Linked DNA regions of Homo sapiens: region 2 is linked to region 1. A link is a contact called in ENCODE Hi-C or POLR2A ChIA-PET data. All regions are on one chromosome and are shown on one strand. The core of a region is the stretch at or near the end of the contact, and the rest is flanking DNA. Distances in the headings are between cores, read along the strand shown. Region 1 overlaps STARD3NL (STARD3 N-terminal like). Region 2 has its middle 3.8 kb from the start of TRG-AS1.

The links. A loop is a pair of places that touch in the nucleus more often than their neighbours do. ChIA-PET counts read pairs that join two places held with the same protein, here RNA polymerase II (POLR2A). Pooled maps may share reads with other maps.
Region 2: a map of naive thymus-derived CD4-positive, alpha-beta T cell shows a loop between it and region 1 (4-fold over the local background). The contact joins two enhancer-like sites. A Hi-C loop is called at or near these places in 11 of 168 maps with a recorded cell type or tissue (GM13977, HAP-1, Jurkat and 6 more), 4 of 37 single-sample maps with no recorded cell type and 12 of 50 pooled maps. POLR2A ChIA-PET finds 5 or more read pairs at or near these places in 12 of 52 experiments (CD4-positive, alpha-beta memory T cell, CD8-positive, alpha-beta memory T cell, GM12878 and 7 more).

The regions. Positions count from the first base shown.
Region 1 is chr7:38,230,160-38,236,583 of GRCh38, reverse strand. STARD3NL (STARD3 N-terminal like) reads right to left here. Exons shown (of 9, transcript NM_032016.4): 9 at 5,915-6,424. Among named protein-coding and RNA genes, the nearest start is that of TARP, 40 kb to the left of the region's middle. RefSeq lists an enhancer at 3,228-3,307. Within about 2 kb of position 3,508, at least 7 of the 41 ENCODE cell types and tissues checked have a DNase peak (open chromatin) inside an H3K27ac peak, as active enhancers do; they include left lung and natural killer cell, where a contact is called at or near this core.
Region 2 is chr7:38,334,082-38,341,116 of GRCh38, reverse strand. It overlaps TRG, the pseudogene TRGV7 and the pseudogene TRGV6. Among named protein-coding and RNA genes, the nearest start is that of TRG-AS1, 3.8 kb to the left of the region's middle. Within about 2 kb of position 5,361, at least 17 of the 41 ENCODE cell types and tissues checked have a DNase peak (open chromatin) inside an H3K27ac peak, as active enhancers do; they include left lung and natural killer cell, where a contact is called at or near this core.

The DNA of each region.
Region 1 (6,424 bases), core at 2,259-4,758:
CATACTCCACACGCTTGTCAAATAAAAAAGAAAAAAACTCCAATATGGTGACACCCTGTCTCTACTAAAAATACAAAAATTAGCCAGGTGTAGTGGCTTGTGCCTGTAATCCCAGCTACTTGGGAGGCTGAGGCAGGAGAACCACTTGAACCCGGGAGGCGGAGGTTGCAGTGAGCCGAGATCGCGCAACTGCATTCCAGCCTAGGCGACAGAGCGAGACTCTGTCTCAAAAAAGAAAAAGAAAGAAAAAAAAAAAGGAAAAACTATATATAAAAAAACTCCATATATTTCTCAACTATAAAAAAGTAAAACTTCAGTTCAACAGTTCTCAAAATATTTCTAATTATTTATTCTTTCTACTGTTTTGGAATTCCTTTCCTCATAGATTTTATTTTTGAAGGTTTTTGGTCTTTCAAGAAGGTCACGATTAATGTTTTCCCCATTATACTAATCAAAGTCCTATATAACTGCCAGTGAGAAATTCTGAGTAATAAGAGATAACCAGAGACACTACACCCATATAATTCAGCCAAACAGCTAGAAATTCAAGATTTTCATTAGCCATGAAAAGTTATTTGAGTAGATGCGTAGCTTGCACCATGATTTGTTAGGTTCTTTTTCATTTATTTGCTTTTTCTGTTGTGTTTGAGGAATAGTGAGTACCAACCACTTACTGAGCAGCAGAAATATGGCTTGGCAGCTTGCGTCCTCTCTCTCTAATGCTCTCAACTGCATCACCTTACAGCCATTATGCTCATTTCACTGATAAGAAAACCAGATCTCGAGGTTAAAAAATATGCCCAATTAACCACTGAGTGAGTCCCAGAGTTCACATGATTCCAGGACTGTCTGACTTAAGACCTGCTGCCTTATCCATCCTACCAGGGGCTCTCCTTATGGGAGCCTTTATCACGGGCCAGGCATCAGGACCTTGGAAAATCCTCTTTTCATAATTCTAATATGCAGCCAGGGTGGAGGCCAGCAAGTGACTGAAATAGTGCCTGAACTCCAGCTGTGCTCCACACAAGCCGTAAGGAAACATCTCAGAGCTCACTACACACGGGTGGAACACACGCCACCTGGAAGGTGTTCTTATCATGGGACCCATTTATTTCCCAAGGAAACGAAAGGGGTGTACCAAGATTTATGTGCAAGGATGTTCATTCACGATAGTGTTATTTCAAACAGCCCCAAATTAACCCAGGTGAACAATCAGAAATTCATAAATAGACAAATACGCATCTTCCAAAAAGTATAGATTCTTTAACCCATTTCCCATTTAGAAAAAAGTGCAGCTCGCTGTTTTTACATAAACACACTCTTTTGAGGCTGAAGCAAATATGACTGATTTTCAACGTGAATATAAAATGTCAAATCTGTTCCTGGGCTGGGTGCAGTGGCTCACGCCTGTAATACTAGCATTTTGGGAGGCTGAGGCGGGTGGACTGCCTGAGCTCAGGAGTTCGAGACCAGCCTGGGCAACACGGTGAAACCCCGTCTCTATTAAAATACAAAAAATTAGCCGGGAGTGGCAGCGTGCACCTGTAGTCCCAGCTACTCAGGAGGCTGAGTCAGGACCATCACTTGAACCCGGAGGCGGAACGGAGGTTGCAGTGAGCTGAGATCACGCCACTGCACTCCAGCCTGGGCGACACAGTGAGACTCTCTCTCTCTTAAAAACAAAACAAAACAAAAACTGTTCTTGGAGTTATTTCTAAACAGAACTTCTCTCTAATCCTAATGTAACATCATGTACATTTCTGTTGCATTAGGATTAGAAATGAGTATTCTTGGGGCAAAAAGGAAATGGGTTAAAAACTGGAAAATAAATAGATATGGAGTTGAAAAATAATATTCATAGCATAAATCCTATTGTGAGATAAATACATTTGAACACTTACATGGTTCGAAAACACTCCAATTTTTATTTAGTTAAATATGGATGTACATATATAAGTATCCATGTACATGTATATATGTTCTCATTTCCCCTTTTTACACAGGGAGTATATAGCATATATTAATCTGCACATCTCTTTCCATTTATAAATCTTAAAGCTCTTTTTATGTTTATATACAGGGGCACTTCACTACAGGTATTTTTTTTTTCTTTTTTTTGTTTTTGAGACAGAGTCTTGCTCTGTGGCCCAGGCTGGAGTGCAGTGGCTGATCTCGGCTCACTGCAACCTCTGCCTCCTGGGTTCAAACGATTCTCCTGCCTCAGCTTCCCGAGTAGCTGGGATTACAGGCTCCCACCACCATGCCCAACTAATTTTTGTGTTTTTAGTAGAGACAGGGTTTCACCAGGTTGGCCAGGCTGGTCCCGAACTTCTGACCTCAAGTGATTCGCCCACCTCAGCCTCCCAAAGTGCTGGGATTACAAGTGTGAGCCACTGTGCCCAGCTAAATACAGATATTTTTCACTGGTGAACATACTTTCAATCGGTGCCTTGGTTTAGTACCAGTCTTTTGCTATTATAAAAAATGCTGAAATGAATGATAGTGTTTTATGTCATTTGAACATATGCACTGGTAATTTTGATGGGTACTGCCAAACTGCCCTCCATAGAAATGGCCCTAACCCCTTCTCCCACAATGTGTGTGAGTGCTGACAGCCTACTGCTTAATGTTGGGTTTTGCTAATTTGACAGGTAAAAATAGTACTGCATTGTGGTTTTAATTTGCTTTTTTTCTTACTGTGAGTGAAGATAAACATCTTTTTATGTTTAAGGTCTATTTTATATTATTCTGTGCCATATTTGTTCATGTCCTTTGGCCATTTTTTCTACTGAGTAATAACACAAATAGGCATGCCATTCATTTATATGTGTGTCTGTGTATTTCTGCAGACAAAGATAAAACAATGTTCATTGTTGGTATGTGGGTGAAAAAATAAGTGATTGTGTGTTTTCTGTTTTCTCCGGTGAATCCTTTTAAAGTAAACATTTTTATATATTAGAATTAAAACAATGTGTTACTGAACATTGGGAAGGTTTTCTGGTTTGCCTACAATCAGCTTGTTTCTGTGAAACATGTTCTTTTGGAAACCAAGTAGAGAATCCTACTTGTAAACAAAGCAAGACCAACCAGACTTAAGAAAGATCAAATTTAATTTAGATCTACTCCTTGATTCTCATGAATTGATTGAATCTCTTTAGGGCAAATACCTGGCCTCTATAGAGAAATCTGGAATGATTTCTGCACTGGGAGAGGAAACTTTCAGATCACTAAGGGCTTTGTGGGGCTGATATCACCAGCCGAGGTACTGGGCAATGTCTCCTGTGGTTTCACACTTCTTAGCGATTTCCTTCCCCAACGCAAGCTGGGCTGCCCCGAACTTCAGCAATGTAGAGAGAGAATGCAGTGGTGGTGGTGGAGGAGGCAGAGTGGGTGGTGGGAGGGCGCTGATGTGGCGGATGGTGTTTTATTTTCTCAGGCTTCTTTTGTTTACGTGCTCTGGCAAATGTGGTTGATTCATGGAAAATGCTCAAAGTCAAACCGGCCCCTACTGGTTGGGGCTGTGCATGGGGTGGCTAGGGTGTTGTAAGACAAAACGAGGACAGTTAAACCACAACCAACTTTGCTCACTTTCAAGAGCCCACAGCTAATGGAAATAAAATATCCATCTTCACACATACAAGATTACTATCAAACACACTCTCCACCCTGTGGGTAGGTGGGGCTCCCTGCATTTGATATTCAAGGTTCATTAGCTACCAGGTGAGTTGGGAATCTGATGCCCAGGACTGTTCAGACATGGCACCTTCGGTCCACTCCCATGACACTGTCCTGAAGACCAGAGGACATCTTGCAGCACGGAGATGATCCTAACATTCCACCCAGTATCTGTACCTTCCAGAGGCACCTGATTCAGAGACACTAATACCTTTGGTTTCATTTCCTCAGTGTAAACAGGGTGACACAAGACTCATGAACCTATTAGCACAGGTAGATCACAGATGTGGGCAACAGTGATGTGCTTCTTTCTCCACAGGAAACCAGGGATATAGAAGCCCTGAGTTCAACTGTGTAACAAATGTCATAAATGGAATCACATCAAGTCCCTCTACAGAGACAAAATGATTTCAGCATCAACCAGACCAAGGATTACTAGAGGACAATAACATCAGATAAATGAGTGATAAGGGTCCATCAGAGGATTGCTCAGCAATGTGAGCATAAAGGACAAATGTCTCCACTCCTACCCCACCGAAACATGGCAGAGTGGGTGCCCATGCCCCTGGGCTGAATCTATGCAGTCCCAGGAGAATATATAACTCAATCGTTGAGATAATCACTGTAGGCTCCCACAGTCTGACTTCCTAGCATATTCAAATACTATACCTCATTCCGCTTGGTCTGTGCTTAGAGAGGTAAGACTTCTGAGCCAGACTTGGCTTCCTCTGAGGATTGGCAACATCCTACCGGTTCCCCCAGCATGTCTGGGTGAGAGCTCCTTCTCAGGTTAAATTAACAACCTGATTGGCAACTTAAGCATCATCTATGAGGTTGGTGTATATGCAACTCCAATCCTGAAACAGGAGATTCTCACTCCCATAACACCATTGAGTTCTAAGGTTTTAGTCTCAAGGCCAGACATTTGAGACTTTCCTTGCCCCTTCTCCACTATGAGACGCTCATCCTGGTTAGACTCCAGCCTCCCAGCAAGCCTCCCTGTTGCACTGTTGAGATCTGATCCACTCTTAGAACAAGCACAGATAGAAGTTGTAGGGAAAAGAAAGAGAGATCAGACTGTCACTGTGTCTATGTAGAAAGGAAAGACACAAGAGACTCCATTTTGAAAAAGACCTGTACTTTAAACAATTGCTTTGCTGAGATGTTGTTAATTTGTAGCTTTGCTCCAGCCACTTTGCCCCAACCTGGAGCTCACAAAAACATGTGTTGTATAAAATCAAGGTTTAAGGGATCTAAGGCTGTGCAGGACGTGCCTTGTTAACAAAATGTTTACAAGCAGTATACTTGGTAAAAGTCATTGCCATTCTCTAGTCTCAATAAACCAGGGGCACAATGCATTGTGGAAAGCCGCAGGGACCTCTGCCCTTGAAAGCGGGGTATTGTCCAAGGTTTCTCCCCATGTGATAGTCTGAAATATGGCCTTGTGGGATGAGAAAGACCTGACTGTCCCCCAGCCCGACACCCGTAAAGGGTCTGTGCTGAGGTGGATTAGTAAAAGAGGAAAGCCTCTTGCAGTTGACGTGGAGGAAGGCCACTGTCTCCTGCTTGCCCCTGGGAACTGAATGTCTCGGTATAAAACCCGATTGTACATTTGTTCAAGTCTGAGATAGGAGAAAAGCTGCCCTGTGGCAGGAGGTGAGACATGTTTGCAATAATACTGCCTTGTTATTCTTTACTCCACTGAGATGTTTGGGTGGAGAGAAACATAAATCTGGCCTACGTGCACGTCCAGGCATAGTACTTTCCCTCGAACTTAATTATGATATAGATTCTTTTGCTCACGTTTTTTGTTGACCTTCTCCTTATTATCACCCTGCTCTCCTACTACATTCCTTTTTGCTGAAATAATGAAAATAATAATGAACAAAAACTGAAGACACTCAGAGGCCGGTGCCGGTGCAGGTCCTTGGTGTGCTGAGCACCGGTCCCCTGGGCCCACTATTGTTTCTCTATACTTTGTCTCTGCGTCTTATTTCTTTTCTCAGTCTCTCGCCCCACCCGACTAGAAATACCCACAGGTGTGGAGGGGCAGGCCACCCCTTCAGAAGTGACTTGATATGCACAAAAGGTCAGTTTCTACCCAAGCCAGCATCATCACCACTACAGGCAATTAGGTTTTTCTTCAATGACACAATGAATGATGAAAGAAAACTAACAGACATCCTGACTTCCCTTGAGTCAAGGGGAATATTCATGTTTGAAAAAACAGCACACAGTATAATTTAGTTCATTTTAATTGAAATTGGCTGAACGCAAAGGAAACATGATATGAATGGTTTAAGTCATTTTGTGCATTCAAAATAAGAGTATTTAGAACATTTCAGAACAATCAGAGAAAAACATGATTTCATGATAAAAATAATACAAATGTCTGGTGACATTTTACATGTATTCGCAATTCCTTTCTTCCCCTTTTGCAAGTCCAACACTTCAGGCCATACACATAATGCAAAACAAGAAAAATAAAACTAGCCACATTGACATGTCAGATTTTATTACACTTTTTAAAACTGTACAAAGAGCACATGTGCATGAGTTAAAAAACAAGGGAAATGTAGAGTGTTAAAAAAGAAATACAAAATAAATCTGAGACATGAAACAAAAAAATTCCATTCTGTGAATTGAAATAAAAAGGTATCTTGCTTACTAAAAAAGTGTTACTTCAATATATTAAGTCTTTTGATTAGGAATACAGCACAAGACTTTCTTCACCTATTTGTTAACACAT
Region 2 (7,035 bases), core at 4,112-6,611, 100 kb before region 1:
CCTACAGAGAGGCTCACAGGTTGGGTTTTGTTTTGGATTTTTCTTCTTTAGCAAGGGACGCCATACTAAGGAATACCTCATTATATTTTATGTTGTTCCCATTGCAGCCAGTCAGATATCTACTAACTTGGAAGCGAAAATAAAGTCAGGCACCAGGCAGATGGGGTCATCTGCTGTAATCACCTGTGATCTTCCTGTAGAAAATGCCTTCTACATCCACTGGTACCTACGCCAGGAGGGGAAGGCCCCACAGCATCTTCTGTACTATGACATCTGCAACTCCAGGGATATGTTGGAATCAGGAGTCAGTCAGGAAAGCATGATACTTATGGAAGTAGAAGGATAAGCTGGAAATTTATACCTCCAAAACTAAATGAAAATGCCTCTGGGGTCTATTACTGTGCCACCTAGGACAGGCAGAGTGATTCAGACCTGCTCTACACCACACTGAATATCTGTCTTGTGGCTGCTTCTGGTACACAAGAGAGAGCCGTCCCCTCTCATTTCCTGCCCTGAATTTACTGTATTCTGTACAAAGAGAAACAGCTTAACTCCTGATCTCCCCCCTAATATTACACTCTCCTGTCAGCAGCTGTACCCTGTTCCCCACCCTCCCCCAGGACTTTCCTGAAGACTAAGCTGCCATCTCAGCTAAGCCTCAGCTAAGCAGCCTGGCTGAGAGCAAGGTTTTCTCAGCTCTCCTAGGACATGGGGGAGGCCCACTCACTCTGTTTCTTAGGGTCCAGCTGTGAAGCGAGATATTTTGGACAGCAAATGGGAAGGGTATTTATACTGAATCATGTATCCAATCATGGTCCAGAGATCGCAGCTGAGAGTGCTGCTTACTCCTTATGTCTATAACAATATAGGCAATATTATAAATACCACTAAAACACTAGGCCTAGATATGCAGTTAAACACTCTCTCCCTCTGCCCTCCCTTTTATTCTCTCTCCTTTCTTACTTCCTTGCTTGCTTTTATTATTTTTTCTTCCCTCCCTCCCTCCCTCCCTCTCTCCCTCCCTTCCTTCCTTCCTTTTTTCATTTCTTCCTTCCTTGCTTTTCTCTCTCTTTCTTTCCTTTTTGGGTACATAATCCGAATATTTTTTCAACAAAATCATTTGAAATAATTTTTCTTTACATGTTCATGCCAACATTGATATAGCTAGTTTATTTGTTCAGTTTTCATTTTAAAATTTTAGACATTTGTTGTATTATTTTGTTTTGTTTCATATTTGTTTTGCATATGTAAACTATTTACATGGAACTAAAGTCATAATTTTAACGAAGATGCATTTGGAGATTTTAACTTACATTCTAGATTTCTTTTTCTCTCTCTTTTTTTTTTTTTTTTTTTTTTGAGACGGATTCTCAGTCTGTCACTCAGGCTGGAGTGCAGTGGAGCAATCTCGGCTCACTGCAACCTCCGCCTCCTGGGTTCAAGAGATTCTCCTACCTCAGCCTCCCAAGTAGCTGGGATTTCAGGTGCCCGCCAGCACATCCAGCTAATTTTTGTATTTTTGGTAGAGACAGGGTTTCCTCATGTTGGCCTGGCTGGTCTCGAACTCCTGACCTCAGATGATCCCCCTGCCTCGGCCTCCCTAAGTGCTGGGATTACAGGCATGAGCAACCTCACCAGGCCCCATTCTGGATTTCTCTTTCCTCTTCTCTCCCTGACCCTATAGGTAACAATATTTTTATCAGTTCAGTTGAACTTTTTCACTTTTTCTTATTCAGAACAAGTCTTTCAGTATTACAGAAAAGTCTTTTGTTTGTCATAGTGCAGTATATATTGTTTCTATTTGACCGTCATATTTATATTTTCATTCTGATAAGGTTTTATACATTTTAATCAATCTTTTATCTTCCAGTGTCTAGATTTTGTGTCTTGCCTCTAAAAGTGCATACACTTCATAAGTATGAATAAAGAAGTCCATATCATTTATTTGAATGCTTTTATTCATAGACTATTTAATGATGGCATCTCTGATCTATTGGGAATTTTAATACAATAATTACCGTAGTAATAATAATATGCTAATGATAAACACGGGTACTGACATTCTGGTAGTTACTGTACTAATCACATTGCATGTAAGTTTTATTTAATCTTCACAGAAACCCCATTGAGGGGTTAAAGTACCATTGAATACACCAGATGAGAAATAAAGGGCTTAACTAACATTCCCTAAGTCATATACTTTATTCGATAGCAATTTCAATCCAAGCGCTGGGGTTCAGAAAATGAGATTTGTTAATTCAATTTGCATTTTCTTACCTGTGTGAATGCTAGCATTACTTAACAACTTTGTAGGCCATTTATACTTCTTCTTTTGTCAACTGCCATTTCATACTCTTCGCCTATTCTTCTGTTGGTTATCATTTTTTTCTTATTGGTTTGTAAGAATTAATACACCTCATTTTAGAGATATTGATCCTTTATCAAATGTATTGAAAATATTTCTCGTGGTTTGCTATTATTTTCAGCACCTTTTGGTGAACTGAACTTTGTGTACTACTTTTAATAAAACCTATCAATTTTTCTAAGGGGTCTATTTTGATGTTAGGATCAGAGAGGCAAATCTCACTTACAATATGTGTGCAATTCATCATGGTTAAAGTCTAATGATTTTCTGTTTTCAGTTTTATTACAAGAAAATCTCCATTTGTAGCTGGCAACATAGTAACTTAAGAAGATTTGTTTCTGGCCGGGTGCAGTGGCTCACGCCTGTAATCCCAGCACTTTGGGAGGCTGAGGTGGGTGAATCACGAGATCAGGAGATCCAGACTATCCGGGGTAACACGGTGAAACCCCATCTCTACTAAAAATATAAAAAATTAGCTGGGCATGTTGGCAGGTGCCTGTAGTCCCAGCTACTGAGAAGGCTGAGGCAGGAGAATGGCGTGAACCCAGGAGGCGGAGCTTGCAGTGAGCCGAGATTGTGCCACCGCACTCCAGCCTGGGGGACAGAGAGAGACTCTGTCTCAAAAAAAAAAAAAAAAAAAAATTGTTTCCATATGGTAAGTCAATTCCCAAAAGAGAACTTATTACATAATCCAGTAGTTTCTCAAGGATATTAACGTACAACTTTATCATGTGATAAAATATTACATACACATGGCTCTCTTTCTGGACTTTCCAGTGTGTTCCATGAATCTTTTCATTCTAGTGCCAGTATTGCCGTCTCTTCAGCACTGTAGCTGTATAGTTCTTTTGACATTACAGTGGAGTTACTTTCCTTTATTGCTTTTTTGTTTTAAGGGTGTTCTATGCATTGCAATGTAATGGCAAATCTCTCCCTTCTAATTTTTAAACCGTGAGACATCGGTCCCAGCAAGGATTTTCCAGGCTTCAAGGCACCTGAGCTTCCCTCCTTCACAGTGACCCCAAGAACTCAGCTTTCAGAGCTGCTCCTGCGGCAGCCTCATGTCCTCCACGTGTGCTCCAGAGGCAGAGGGAGACCAACCAGAGCCCCTCCCTTTCTCATTCCCAGCTGTGATGACAGCAGAAACTGAATTCTCTGAGCTAAGCCAATACCACAACCAAGAGGGATGTTGTTCTACATCTTATTAGGAATATTTTAAACATGAATCTAAACATATTTGTTATAGAGGAGGTGAATATCTGTGTATACACTACTGAATGTTCCCAATTATTTTATTCTACTTGTTTTATCACCCATATCTTCATCTATGAATCCAGGTGCACTGCACATATTAGCCTGCTTTCCAAGGATAGAGTTGCCAAATAAAATATGCAATACCCAGGTAAATTGGAAGTTCAGATAAATAACAAATAAGTTTTGAGTTCAAGTATGTACCACATATTGCATATGGCACTGCACCCTGTACTTTTTTTTTTCTTTTTTTGAGACGGAGTCTCACTCTGTTGTCCAGGCTGGAGTGCAATGGCACAATCTCCGCTCACTGCAAGCTCCACCTCCCGGGTTCACAACATTCTCCTGCCTCAGCCTCCTGAGTAGCTGGGACTACAGGTGCCCACCCCCACAACCGGCTAATTTTTTTGTATTTTTAGTAGAGACAGGGTTTCATCGTGTTAGCCAGGATGGTCTCAATCTCCTGACCTCGTGATCTGCCCACCTCGGCCTCCCAAAGTGCTGGGAATACAGGCGTGAGCCAATCTCACACTCCTACTTGATGTGGCCTTTTTACTTGAGAATGAACAGAAATCCTCTAACAAAGAGGTTACAAACACAAGGTCACACACACCCCCTCCTGACCCCCACACACCCATTTACCATTGAGGAGAGTCCATGGCCGACCAACATACCTGATTCTCACTCCTGTTGAGAGGAGGGGCCAGCTGGGCTTCCTGGGTCGAGTAGGGGCTCAGCAAGCTGTGAAACGCACTCATTTCCTGCATCACGACTTACTTCGGTCCTGGATGAATAATATTGAAGATATATGCTTAAAATATTCCGAACACCAGGATTTGTGCATGTGTTTTCTTCCCCATGAAAGCTATGAACAGCGAAAATTTTCCTGTAAGTTTCCCTGTGTTCTCTCTCCCTCTCTTCCTTCCCCCTGCCCCAAAACTAAAGTAAAATAACGTTAACTGCCCGTTTTTCTGTAACCAGCAGACCTTATCTATACTCCCAATTCCAATTCCTTGTAAACATACTTTGTAAAGTCCTGTAAGATCCTGTCTCCTTTGCCATGACGCTGCAAGGTCATAAAGTAGATAAAACCTAAGTTGCAATTCCGGTTTTCCTCAAGATCTAAGACATGTTACAAATGGTTAATTGCCTTTGTTTCTCGCTTTGGTAACATCTTCCCGCCTCAGGTATTTCCCGCCTTGAAGAGTTTAAAAGGCAATCCTATAATCTAACTCTGGCTACCCATTCTGGACCCCCTCCATGCTTTGGAAGCTTTGTACTTTCACTCTGCTCAATAAAGCCTACAGCTTTTTCTCTCTCTCGGTCCGTGTTTCTATCACTCGCTGCGGTCAGCCGCCACACCAATTCTATGGCGTGGCTAGGCAAGAACCTTAGGTGTTACACTGTTAATAAAGCAGGTTCAGGCCTTCTCAGAGTGGCCCTGGGTATTTTGCCTCCAAGTGTCCTTGCGAATGTGAAAAGGAAAGCAGTTGAAAGACCAAATCAAGCTTCCTGACAGGACAAGGCCCTGGAAGCAGCATCAACTGCTGAAACTCTGAAGGGCAGGGTGTGAGCCTGCTGTGGACTGCCCCGTCCTATGGCCCTGGCCAGCTGGCGCCAGGGTCAGCTTTCCCCACATCTGCACTCCCTCTGCTGGAGGCCTGAGCTCTCCATGCCCCTGGCTCTCTTCTGCAGAGGGCCTGCTCTCTGCTGCCACAAGATGGCGCTGGAGAAGGGGCCTGAGCAGAGAGGCAGGAGCTCCTCTGCAGGTCCTCCCAGACACCACCCCTCTGGGAGGAAGGCTGGGGAGTCCCCTAAGACAGATCCTCCATCACTTCTCCCTGCCTGTGACTCAGGAAGACCAGCTCCTCCTACTGCCTTCTGTGCTAGGGAACACTTCCTGTTTGAGTGGGACCTGAGTTTTGAAAGCGTCTTCTGCTCCTCTTCATCTGGTCCCTTTCCTTCCAAGACCCCAGAGAGGAAGGCATGCGGTGGGCCCCAGCCCTGCTTCTAGCTTTCCTGCCTCTTGGTAAGTGTGCTGCCTACAGAGAGGCTGATGGGTTTTATTTTGTTCTGTTTTGTTTTCTCATTTTGCAAGGGGTGCCGTTCTAAGGAGTTCCTCATTATATTTTGTGCTGTTCCCATTGCAGCCAGTCAGAAATCTTCCAACTTGCAAGGGAGAAGGAAGTCAGTCACCAGGCCAGCTGGGTCATCTGCTGTAATCACTTGTGATCTTACTGTAATAAATACCTTCTACATCCACTGGTACCTGCACCAGGCGGGGAAGGCCCCACAGCATCTTCCATACTATGACCCCTACTACTCCAGGGTTGTGTTGGAATCAAGAATCAGTAGAGGAAAGTATTTTACTTATGCAAGCATGAGGAGGAGCTGGAAATTGATACTGCAAAATCTAATTGAAAATGATTCTGGATCTATTACTGTGCCACCTGGGACAGGCACAGTGATTCACACCTGCCCTACACCACACTGAAAATCTGCCTTGTGACTGCTTCTGGTACACAAGATAGACCAGCCCCCTCTCATTTGTTGCCACCGAATTTACTGTATTCTGTACAAAGAGAAACACAGCATAATTCCTGATCTCTCCCCTAATATCACACTCTCCTGGCAGCAGCTGCACCTTGTTCCCCACCCTCCCCCAGGACTTTCCTGAAGACAAGCTGTCATCTTCAGGCCTCAGCCAAGCAGCCTGGCTGAGAGCAAGACTCTCTCAGCTCTCCGAGGACATGGGGGAGGCCCACTCACTCTGCTTCCTCGGACCAACAGGTACACCTAGGGTCCAACTGCGAAGCGAGATATTTTGGACAGCAAATGGGAAGGATATTTATACTGAATCATATATCTAGAGATCACAGCTGAGAGTGTTGCTTATTCTTTATGTCTATAACAATATAAGCAATAGTATAATTACCACTATAACACTAAGCCTAGGTATGCAGTTGAACATTGTCTCCCTCTGCTTTCCTTTTTGTCTCTCTCTCTACTTTCTTGGTTACTTGCTATTTTTCTACACATCCCTTTTTCTGGCCTCCCCTCCCTCCCTCCCTAGCTCCCTCCCTAGCTTGCCTTCCTTCCTTCCTTCCTTCCTTCCTTTCTTCCTCCCTCTCTCCTTCCCTTCCTTACTTCCTTCCTTTCTTTCTTCCTCCCTCTCTCCTTCCCTTCCTTACTTCCTTCCTTTCTTCCTCCCTCCTTCTCTTACTTCCTTCTTTTTTTCCTTTCTTCCTTTTCTCTCTCTTTCTTTCTTTTTTGGGCACACAATCAGAATACAGAATCATTCTCTATATGTTCATGCCAACTTTGATACAGCTAGTTTATTCGTTCAGTTTTCATTTTTATATTTTGGAAATCTGTTGTATTATTTTGATTTGTATATGTAAAACCTTTACATGGAACTG